2 separate regions of the Homo sapiens genome follow, and region 1 is linked to region 2. A link is a loop called in an ENCODE intact Hi-C map of the cell type or tissue named here. Cell type or tissue: transverse colon. All regions are shown on one strand. Links, peaks and the distances in the headings refer to the core of each region. The heading gives the core; the rest is flanking DNA.

Region 1 (5,373 bases), core at 314-5,313, 77 kb after region 2:
AATTATGTCTGTTCACAGATGATCTCATATGTAGAATGCCCTAAAGATTCCACAAAAAACTGTTAGTTCTAATAAATAAATGCAGCAAAGTATCAGGGGACAAACTCAACACACAAAAATCAGTTGCATTTCTATACATTAACAGTGAACAATCTGAGAAATTATTTTTAAAAATCCTATTTATGATAACATCAAAAAGAATAAAATACTTAGGAATTAACTTAACCAATGAGGTGAAAGACCTGTACAGTGAAAACTATGAAACACTGCTGAAAGAAATTAAGGACAGAAATAATGGAAACACATTCCATATTCATGGACTGAAATACTTAATATTGTTAAGATGTCAGTACTGCCCAAGGTGGTCTACTGATTCATTGCAATCCCTATTACAATCACAACGAGCAAGAGAAACTCATTCTAAAATTTATATGGAACTCAAGAAACCCCAAATAGCCTAAACAATTTGGGGGGAAAGAAAAACTGATGGAGGCACACTTCCTGATTTTTAAGTTACTGAAAAGCTACAGTAATCAAAACAGCATGGTACTGGCATAAAGAAAGGTATATAGACCAATAAAATAGGACAAAAATCCCAGAAATAAACCCCCACATATATGATTAAATGATTTTTGACAAGAGTACCAAGACCATTCAATGGAAGAAAGGCAGTCTTTTCAACAAAAGGTGCTGGGGCAACTGTATATCCACATGAAAAAACGGAAGTTGAACTCTTACCAAATACCATATACAAAAATTAACTAAAAACGGAAATGTAAGACCTAAAACTATAAAACTCCTGTTAGAAAACATAGGGGAAACACTTTATGACATTAGAGTTGGCAGTCATTCCTTGGGTATGACACCAAAGGCAAAGAAAACAAAAGATAAAATAACCAAATTGGATTTCAGAAAAAATTTAAAAGTTTGTTCATCAAAAGACAATATGAACAGAGTAAAAAGGCAGCCCACAGAATGGGAGAAATTATTTGCAAATCACATATCTGATAAGGGATCAATATTCAGAATATACAGATAACTCCTAAAACTCAACAACAATAAAAATAGTGCAATTCAAAATAGTGAGAAATGGCCTCTCTCTACTGACTGATGCGTTCACATCTGGACTGTGTTGTTTACATATAAGTTGGTGTCTCTGGAAGCCCTGATGTGGCAGGAATATTTACAGGAATTCCACCCTGGAGTAGACAAGAGGGGCACGTGAACTGCTGCATGGAAGAAGGATAAACCTATTCATTGAAGCTCCAGAGAACCGAAACAGCCACAATAGCTAGCTGTGAATTCTGGCAGAGGAACACAATGCCAACTATGGGAACTGCAGGAGCTCTGAGTTCCCTTGGCACTCCAAGAGAGAGATTGACTTTCCAGCCTGTGGACACAGTGGAGTCCTCTCGGGCCTTTCTGGTTTCCTGTTTCAGAAAAGTGGGATAACTTTAAGACTTCCTGGACTGTGTGCTAAACTATAAAAATGGGTTGGGGTGAAATGGAGAGCTGACTTATTTTAAATGGGAATCAAAAAGAGGTAGAACTCTTGGAAACTTTGTGCTCTGTGTTTTCTATTTTTATTGATGGACTCTATTAAGTTGGCCACTAGCCACAGAGTGTGGCCTGTGCCATTTTCCAGATTGCTGTTGAACACTCTTGGCGAGTGCGCCTCATTTTTCCAATTGGGACATAAAGTCCTTAAGGTAAAGAATTGTTTTATCCTTCTTTGTATCTTCCAAAGTACTTTTCATGGGACAGGAGCTTCATGTGGGCATTCATTGACTGGTTTCATGGTGTTTGATGGTTTCATTCATTCATTCATTCATCCATTCCACAGCCCTTTAATATGTGCATATCATGCAGTGAGAAGGGCTAAAGTGTGGGCTTGGAGATGCTTTGGGATAGGAGGACCAGCCCCATTCACTGGGGACCTGAGTGCCAGGGTCCATCTTCAGTGCCCCTATTATTTCCAGAGAAGAATCCCAGAAGGTCGGGGAGATGCAACTCCATGTCCTTACCTGGATAGATCCTGAAGAATCCAGTTGCACTGCCAAAATATTGCCAGGTCAACGTTGGGTCTCTCTGGAAGTTCTCCACGAAGACAGCATTCAAGGCTTCAGACATGTAGACTCCATTTAAAATATCTGGGTCTGAAGGGTGAGACTATAGATTATGATCCTGTAGAACTTCTCAGGAAAATGGTGATCATGCCCGGTGAGGGTGCCTGGTGGGCGTGTCTGGTGGGCGTGTCTGGTAAGCGTGCCTGGTGGGTGTGCCTGGTGGGCGTGTCTGGTGGACGGCCTGGTGGGCGTGCCTGGTGGGCGTGTCTGGTGGGTGTGTCTGGTGGGCCAGCCTGGTGAGTATGCCTGGTGGGTGTGCCTGGTGGGCGTGTCTGGTGGGTGTGCTAGGTGGGCGTGCCTGGTGAGTGTGCCTGAGCTGAGCGTGCCGGCTACCTTTGTTGTACACGTTGGTGGGCAGCTGCACGCTGCTGATGGAGGTGTTCACCGGCAGGTTGCTGAAGTGAGCATTGGACTCCAGGAGGAACTCGGCGCCCAGCTCCACGAAGTTGCCCTTCTCGTCCCTCTCGTTGATCAGGACCGAGTTGTAATAGTCGAACTGGGGTGGACGGGTGAGGCCCACGGAGGCGGCCCGAGCACCGGGACAGGCGGAGAGAGAGGAAGAGAAACGGCGCAGGTGAGAGGACGAGAGGGCCGGGGCCGGGCGGCCATCAGAGTCTACACAAGCACCCGCGGCGGCGCGCTGGGCACTGATCAGGGCGATTCGGGACAAAAATATCCAGGAGGCCGGCGCGGAGAGGCGTGAGGCCGACGTTTGATGACAGTTGTCCTGACCGCTGCCTCAGTCCCCAACTTGGTGCAGCGTGTGTTGACACGGCCGAGGCAGAGTGGAGACAGGCAGCCGCGGAGTCAAGGACAGGTAGAGACAAAAAGCCCCATCAGCCCCCTCCACTTCTCGCAGGCCAGGAAGGTCCCAGAGCCCCAGAACCGAGCCTGCGCAATCTTGGGGCCTGCAGCCTTGGCCTCAGACGGGGCCCAGGTTCCGAGTCCCGCAGCTGCCCTCGGCCTCTCCCACGCGGTGTTGGAGGGCGTGCTAGGATTGCCTCCGGTGGAGCCCCGGCCCCGTTTCCTCCACACGACCGGGTTCACACCTGAACACCCCCCAGGACTGCGTCACGGACATCCCCACGCCAACTCCCACGCCGGACTGCCTCACGGACATCCCCACGCCAACTCCCACGCCGGACTGCGTCACGGACATCCCCACGCCAACTCCCACGCCGGACTGCGTCACGGACATCCCCACGCCAACTCCCACGCCGGACTGCCTCACGGACATCCCCACGCCAACTCCCACGCCGGACAGCGTTATGGACATCCCCACGCCAACTCCCACGCCGGACTGCGTCACGGACATCCCCACGCCAACTCCCACGCCGGACTGCGTCACGGACATCCCCACGCCAACTCCCACGCCAGGTTCCTGCACCCCACACCCGGCTCCTCCTCACGACACTGTGGCCCGCGCTGGCCTTCCACGCATACTCCCAGCCGCGTCCCTGCCCTGCTCAAGCCTTCTGCACCTGCCTTTCCCTGCTGAGAAAGGCTCAGGCTCCTACGCTGACACCCAAGGCTCCCCCCACCTCCTCACCTAACTGTCCAAGACCACTGCCTTCCTCACCAGCCTCTGGACACACAGGGCCCAGGTCCCACTGTTTCCTCAACCAACCTGGTGTTTGTTTATTTATTTGTTTATTTATTTATTTATTTGAGACGGAGTCTCGCTCTGTCGCCCAGGCTGGAGTGCAGTGGCGCGATCTCGGCTCACTGCAAGCTCCGCCTCCCGGGTTCACGCCATTCTCCTGCCTCAGCCTCCTGAGTAGCTGGGACTACAAGCGCCTGCCACTACGCCCGGCTAAATTTTTTGCATTTTTTTAGTAGAGACGGGGTTTCACCGTGTTAGCCAGGATGGTCTCGATCTCCTGACCTTGTGATCCACCCGCCTCAGCCTCCCAAAGTGCTGGGATTACAGGCGTGAGCCACCGCGCCTGGGCGTGTTTTCTTATTTCTGTGTTTTCTTTCTGCTGTGACCAAAGGCCCTTTTCCAGGCCCTGCCTGCCTAAATCCCCCATGAGCCCTGGGCGCAGCCCCAGGCCGCCCTGTCTGCAGGAGTTTGGGGGCAGACCTCCTCTTCTCCAGCCTGCATTCCCCGGAGGCTCCATCCACCCATCTGTAGTGACTTGTGATGTGCTTTATACCGGAGTTATTTGCACTGTGAGCTTCTTGAGGTCAAGAACAAGTTCCGATCCAGAGGCTAGCACATTGCTGTGCCTGTGAGGGGTGAGCAGTAAATGTCTATGGAATCAGTGGATCGCCACCCTACGCCGCCACCCTATGCCGCCACCCCCATATCTGGTACTCAGGCGATCCTGGCCCTCTGGCACCAGTGCCAGGAGTGGGACTCACCACCAGGGATTCATTGAATTCGTGGTTCAGGTCGGCCTCCTCGGCAGCTTCCACCAGATTCTGAGGGATGGGAACACAGAGGTAGGGAGAATGGGTAAAAGGAGCCCAGTGGGTTTTCAGCAAGTGAAACAGTTGCCGGGTGACCCAGCAATCCCACTCCTGGGTGTATGCCCAGAAGGATTGAAAACAGGGATGCAAACAAGAACTTAGGAACGAATATTCACAGCCACACTATGCACAACAGACAAAAGGCACACACATATGGCTAAGTGAAAGCAGCCCATCGGCAGAGGCCATGCACCTGTGATCCCAACAACATGGCATTCTGGAAAAGGCAAGACTAGGGAGATAGAGAAGATAAGTGGTTGCCAGTGGTTGGGGATTTTTAGGGCAGTGAAATTCTTTTGTCTGATACTGTAATAGTGGATGCATGTCATTGCACATGTTTGCAAACCCACAGAATGTACGAGAATGAACCCTAATGTGTGCTATGGACTTGGGGATAATGGAGATTCATTGATTATACCCAATCTACCATGGATGCAGGATGTTGATAGCGGGGAAGGCTGTGGCAACAGGGGATGTATGGAAACTGTACTTTCTTCTACATTTTGCTGTGAACCTAAAATGGCTCTTAAAAATAAAGTCTACTAAAATATGCGTGCGTGCCAAAGCCAAAAGGTGGAAACAACTCAAATATCTGTCATTTGATAAACCAATAAACAAAATGTGGGCTATGCACACAATGGAATATTATGCAGCCCTAAAAAGGAATGAAGTGCTGATGCATGGAACAACACAGATGAACCCTGTAGATATTATGCTAAGTGAAATAAGTCAGGTACAAATGGTCACGTATTGTATGATTCCATTTATGTGAAAT
Region 2 (5,373 bases), core at 151-5,150:
CTCTGCTGGAATGCAGGCCTGCTGAGTCTTAAACAGCCTCACTGGTGCCTGAGCTTGTCGGCCTGTGTCACAGACTGCGGCGAGCCCTTTTGCTCCCGTGGGGAACTGCCCCCTTGGCTGGCCTCGGCCAGGAGCTGGGTCAGCTTGGAGATGTCTCTTATGCTCCTTATGCCTCCGCTTTCCCAACTCTCGGTAGAGGACCTAGTGGGCTCGTGGGATGCGGCGCTGGAAGAGACTTTGGGGAGTGGGTCCAACCCCTCCTGCATATAGGCAGACTGAGCCGTCCATTTACCAAAAAGGGGAGGAAGCGTGAATGAAGGCAACACTTGGCAGCTGTCAGGGTGAAAGGAGCCCTGAGAATTCTCTTTATATGTGGCAAAGGGACCAGGTCAGCAAGGGCTGGTCTGCCCAAGGCTACACGGTGGCAGGGAGGAAACGGTCCCGCGGGACGGCATTCCGCCTGACTTCCCGCTCTGATCCAGCACCCAACACGGGCAGCCTGAATTATTCACCATGTGAGAGAGGCTGGCCCCTGAGTGACTCAGATCTCCTTTCAGCCTCATTCTAGAATCACTCAACACCTCGCAATACGGGCTTATGTTTTCTTGTCACTGGAGCTTTTATGCCACCTTGATCTCCAGGGAGGTGGGGGGCGCAGGGAGTCGCTCTTCCGCAGCGGCTCTCTTAGCCTGCTGTCAGGCCCTTCTCTGGGAGGGGCGAGCGGCTTCTGGTGATGCAGATCCTTTTGAGAGGGAGCTGAATGCGTTGGATTTTATTTCCTGGGGAAAGTCAAGTCTGAAGAATGCTGATTTTCAAATGGCTTGGGGTGGTGGTATGGGGCTGGCTGATCTGGTAGCAGACGGGCTCAGAGGGGTGAGAGGGTGAGCGGAGACATGAGGTAACCCAAGATGGCCAGAAAAAGGGTCTCCGGTGGCTTCCATGGCTGTACCTGTGCTCACTTCTCGCCAAGAACAGTGAGGCTTGCTGTTAGGCTGCAGGGAGGCCTGGGCCAGATCTAGCCACGTGTCAGCTCTCAGCTGTCATCGATCCTCCAGGCAGGGAAGGGGAGAGTCTCATCCTGTTCCTTCAAGCTCCACCCTTTGGGACAGCAGACACCCAGACCCCTACTGGACAAGACTCAAGGCTGTTCAGACCCAGCTCACAGCCCATCGGCCCACCCCGACCTGGGACAGCCAGGTCCCAGGTCCCATGTCAGGGTGGGCCGATGGGCTGTGAGCTGGGTCTGAACTTCTCCATCAGTTCTCTGGCTGGGGTCTTTTCTCTAGGCTGGGTGGAACTGACCTCGGCTGGGCTGACCTGGTGGGGCTGAACTATTTTGAATTCTTCCCAGTTCTCTTTCACGATGAGCAGGCTTCTCTGCTACTCAGGAGGACACTTAGGGGTTTTTGAGGCCACTATTGGAAAGGGCTGCTGCATAATGGAAGGCACTGCTCTGATGTGATTGTTCCCTGAGGGTTACTTCTCCCAGCCCTACAGACAGGACCCCATGCTCGCTACGCAGAAGGGTCTTGGGCAAAAGATGGGACCAGGAAACGAATTCTATTCATCGGGCCATTGTGCAGGAATGCTGCCCTGTAGCCCCTAGGAACAGAAGCCCAGGCTGAGAGCCTAGATGGCTTTAGGGTGGGGGTTAAAGTGGAATGTGTCCTGGGCCCCATGACTTGTCAATGTTGAAGTGGGTTTGTACATCTTAGCCTGTCACTCCCACAGTGGGACCCTAGGTGCACAGCCTGGGCTCTAAATCCTCATGCCAAACTGCTGGCGTCATCATGGGTGTGGGATTGATGGAAACATAACAGCACTTGGGACGCCGTGAAGGACAGGGCTAGGAGTGCTGTTTTGTGCTCTCGCCTTTCCATACACAGCTCCAGAGTTGGGGTGGGCCACAGAGGGGAGGGAGCCAGCAGCCTGGCCATTTTCCCTGGGAAACAAACTCTGTCCCAGCAGTGACACTGGGAGAGGGCATGGGAGCAGGTTTCTCTGACAACCTTATCTCCTTTCTTGTGTCAACATCCATGGTGTCAGTGGGACCCAAACTCCCCGGGAGATGACTGTGGGAGGCCCTGTGAGCTTCCTATCACTGCACCAGCATGGCTTGTCTCTGGGCTCTGGCTGAGTCTGCAGGGTCATTCTCCACTCAAGTGATTCCTCTGCCAGATGTGTGGCAAGGCAGGGCGCCCTGCAGACACTGTGTGATGTCCATTAATATGGAAGTGGCTTTGGATTTGTTAATTATGCTTTTATGTGGTTAATAAACGTTTATGCATTGATTGTGGCTTGTGCCAAAGGAGATAAAGCCAAGAGCCTGTTATGAGCTAGAAAGGAGGGAAGAGAAGCAGGAGGTGGTGACCCGTCCTATTGCTTTCTTTCCCCCGTCTGTCCCTCCCACCAAGGGATCACCTGCTGGATCGCCCTGTATGCTGTGGAGGCCCTCCCCACCTGCCCTTTCTCCTGCAAGTGTGACAGCCGCAGCCTGGAGGTGGACTGCAGTGGCCTTGGCCTCACCACGGTGCCCCCAGACGTGCCCGCAGCCACCCGAACCCTCTTGCTCTTGAACAATAAGCTGAGTGCCCTGCCAAGCTGGGCTTTCGCCAACCTCTCCAGCCTGCAGCGGTTGGACCTGTCCAACAACTTCCTGGACCGGCTGCCCCGCTCCATTTTCGGGGACCTGACGAATCTGACTGAGCTTCAGCTGCGCAATAACAGCATCAGGACCCTGGACAGGGACCTGCTGCGGCACTCGCCGCTGCTCCGCCACCTGGACCTGTCCATCAACGGCCTGGCCCAGTTGCCCCCTGGTCTTTTCGACGGGCTCCTGGCTCTGCGCTCCCTCTCGCTTCGCTCCAACCGTCTGCAGAATCTGGACCGGCTGACATTTGAACCCCTAGCAAACCTGCAGCTGCTGCAGGTCGGGGATAACCCCTGGGAGTGTGACTGTAACCTGCGTGAGTTCAAACACTGGATGGAGTGGTTCTCCTACCGAGGTGAGCGCAGCCGGCCCTGCTGGGGCCCGAGGGATTGGGACGATCACCTCTGGCCCCACACTTTCCTCCTGGTGGCTGGGTGCTGACTCAGAGAGCAGGCCAGGGGAAAGAAGGGGGCGACCCTGCCTCTGTGCCAGCTCGGCTAGAAAAGTCACAAGCCTCCCCTCACATGAGCCATCACCCTTCCTGCCAATGGGAGAGAGGCTGGTGCTGCTCCCTCCACCCCCACCCTCCCCTCCCTGCTCTGCATCCCCTCCCCCAGCCAGCTCCCCACTTTCTCCTAGGACTCACTGAACTGGATCTCCCTTTCTTAGGTTACATAAGGGCAGTAAAGACACCTGGGCTTTGTATCCCGCCAAGTTTGCCTGTGGGCTTCCCCAGTGTGGTAGAAGGAGGGAGAAAAACAGCTCTTCTGAAGAATACAGCCATCTCTTAAACATCTCCCCTTACATGAGAGGGGAATAGAATGAATCCTCAGTAAAACCAAATCTTCCTTTTGGTGACAGTGCCAACTTCCTCTCCCAAGTTTTATTATCCAAACTTTAAGAAGAAGTCAAATGGGTTAGGCTTTACTTTCTTCCCTTCCCATTTTCTTTAATATGGGAAAGTGCTGTAATGACCTATGACATGATCACATGACATGGGAGAGGAGGGTGCGCAAGATGGTGGTGAGGAGGGCCAGGTCTGCGTCTGAATTTCGGCTCTGCCACCTGCCAGCTGTGTGATCTTGAGAAAGCTGGTTACCCTTTCGCTGTGGCAGGGCCTGGTCTGTAAAGTGGGAAGGAAACAATATCTATTTCGTAGGGTCATTATGAGAATTAAATGTGGCAATGCACGGAACGTGGCTTGAGAGGTGCCCAGCACAAAGTGAGTCCTCAATAAAACGTCCATTTATCCGTTCACTTCCTGGTAATAATCAAATACTAAGTGGACTTGAAACACCATTTGGCACGAAGAAGATGCTCAATGAATGTTTGCTGGGCTAAGGAATCAACATTTAAGTGGTGAAAATAATGCCAATGCTTTTTGTTAAAGTCTTACTACTTTCATTTAATCTCCAGCCACAATTTCAATTATTTCCATGAAATTCTCCTGTGTTAGTTAATTAAAAATGTTTTACAAACTATAAAGTGCCACAAAATGTTAGTCACTATGATCATTTCCCCCATTTTCATGAGCGGGGAAATAATGATTACTACTTATATAGTTTCCAGTTTACCAATGTCTTTTCATGTACATGATTTTAAACCTTACAGCAGCTAATTGAGATAGACCTTCTTATTTTACAGCTAAGAAAACTAAAACTCATAAGTAATTAAATAAATTAAATAATTTTCACAAGATGACACAGCCAGGATTCAACCGTGGGTCTTCCCAGCAGGGAAATGAGGCTGCATCCCTGTCAGCACCCAGCTTTGCATCCCCAGGCAGCACTGATACGTGTTCCTGGGATGTGAGGTTTGCTGCAGGCCACCGAGGTGTCAGCCGCACAGGGGAACTAGGCCGGGTGTCTTCAGACCCTCCTCTCCTGTGGTCGCCGGGAACTGAATTCCCAGCACAAAAATGCATGCCATGAGAATGTGCAGTTTTCAGACTTTTTCAATAGCGGAGTTGCTTTCAACATTGCATTTCTTAAAAACAAAATCCTGGAATATTTCCATCGGCATCCCAGGGAAAGATTGATGCCTATTGTATGAGGAGACTTGCGGCAGATGGGCTGCAGAGGGAGCTGCCAGTGACGGAGTGGCTGCAGCCCGCATCTTTTCGGCAGGGGGTCTAGTGCCTGCATCCAGATTTCACTGGAAGCTGAAAGAGGGCCAGAATCCAACTTTCACTTCCTAGGGGAGGTCTAGACAGATTATTGTCCTCAACCACCTTCTCTCTCACCCCAGCCCTGTCCTGCATCTGTGTCTCCCTCTGTCCAAGCCAGCCTCCACCATCATCATGAAGACATCCTGGCGAGCCCGTGCGCCCAGGTACCCACACCTCCTCATCAACACCAGCCTCCTCTCCTTGGCCTCGTGTGCCTCCAGGATTCCCCCTCCAGATGCCTTTGTACTTACAGGGCTGTGGTTGGGGCACCGATGGGGCCATTGGATTGCTCCTAAGGAGGAGAAGGAGAACATTCCTGCCCAACTCTTTTCCTCTTTACGCCAGGAAGGGAGCTGCCCATTCTTAGGCAACCAAAAGGTCTTGCGTGGAGGGGCAGCGGCAGGGGCAGTGGGTTTTGACTGCTGTCCTTTGAGTGAGAGGTAAGAACCCTAGAAGGATAAGATGCTGTGTTGAGAACGGTATCCTGGGCTCACAGACAGGTGATGAGCAGGCAGATTCGGGGGCAGAGAGTGTGGCAGGGACGCTCAGCTCTCTA

What was found. Hi-C counts contacts between places; a loop is a spot of excess contacts. Peaks named below come from ENCODE experiments on the same cell type or tissue, not always from the same donor. Only the 100,000 strongest peaks of a DNase experiment are listed, where the experiment ranks them.
Region 1: a loop joins it to region 2, with 1.9 times the contacts of the local background. A loop is called at or near these places in 10 of 110 quality-filtered maps.

What each region holds. Positions count from the first base shown.
Region 1 is chr12:1,905,416-1,910,788 of GRCh38, forward strand. CACNA2D4 (calcium voltage-gated channel auxiliary subunit alpha2delta 4) reads right to left here. Exons shown (of 38, transcript NM_172364.5): 4 at 4,491-4,550; 5 at 2,460-2,622; 6 at 2,025-2,156. Among named protein-coding and RNA genes, the nearest start is that of CACNA2D4, 11 kb to the right of the region's middle. In transverse colon, for the core only: no CTCF peak of the experiment used is centred there; a DNase peak (open chromatin) is centred at 2,326; H3K4me3 peaks cover 802 bases; H3K27me3 peaks cover 704 bases.
Region 2 is chr12:1,828,521-1,833,893 of GRCh38, forward strand. All of the region lies in intron 26 of CACNA2D4 (calcium voltage-gated channel auxiliary subunit alpha2delta 4), which reads right to left. LRTM2 (leucine rich repeat transmembrane protein 2) reads left to right here. Exons shown (of 5, transcript NM_001039029.3): 4 at 2,415-3,005. Among named protein-coding and RNA genes, the nearest start is that of LRTM2, 11 kb to the left of the region's middle. RefSeq lists enhancers at 1-178, 2,041-2,654. In transverse colon, for the core only: no CTCF peak of the experiment used is centred there; a DNase peak (open chromatin) is centred at 2,671; H3K27me3 peaks cover 4,102 bases.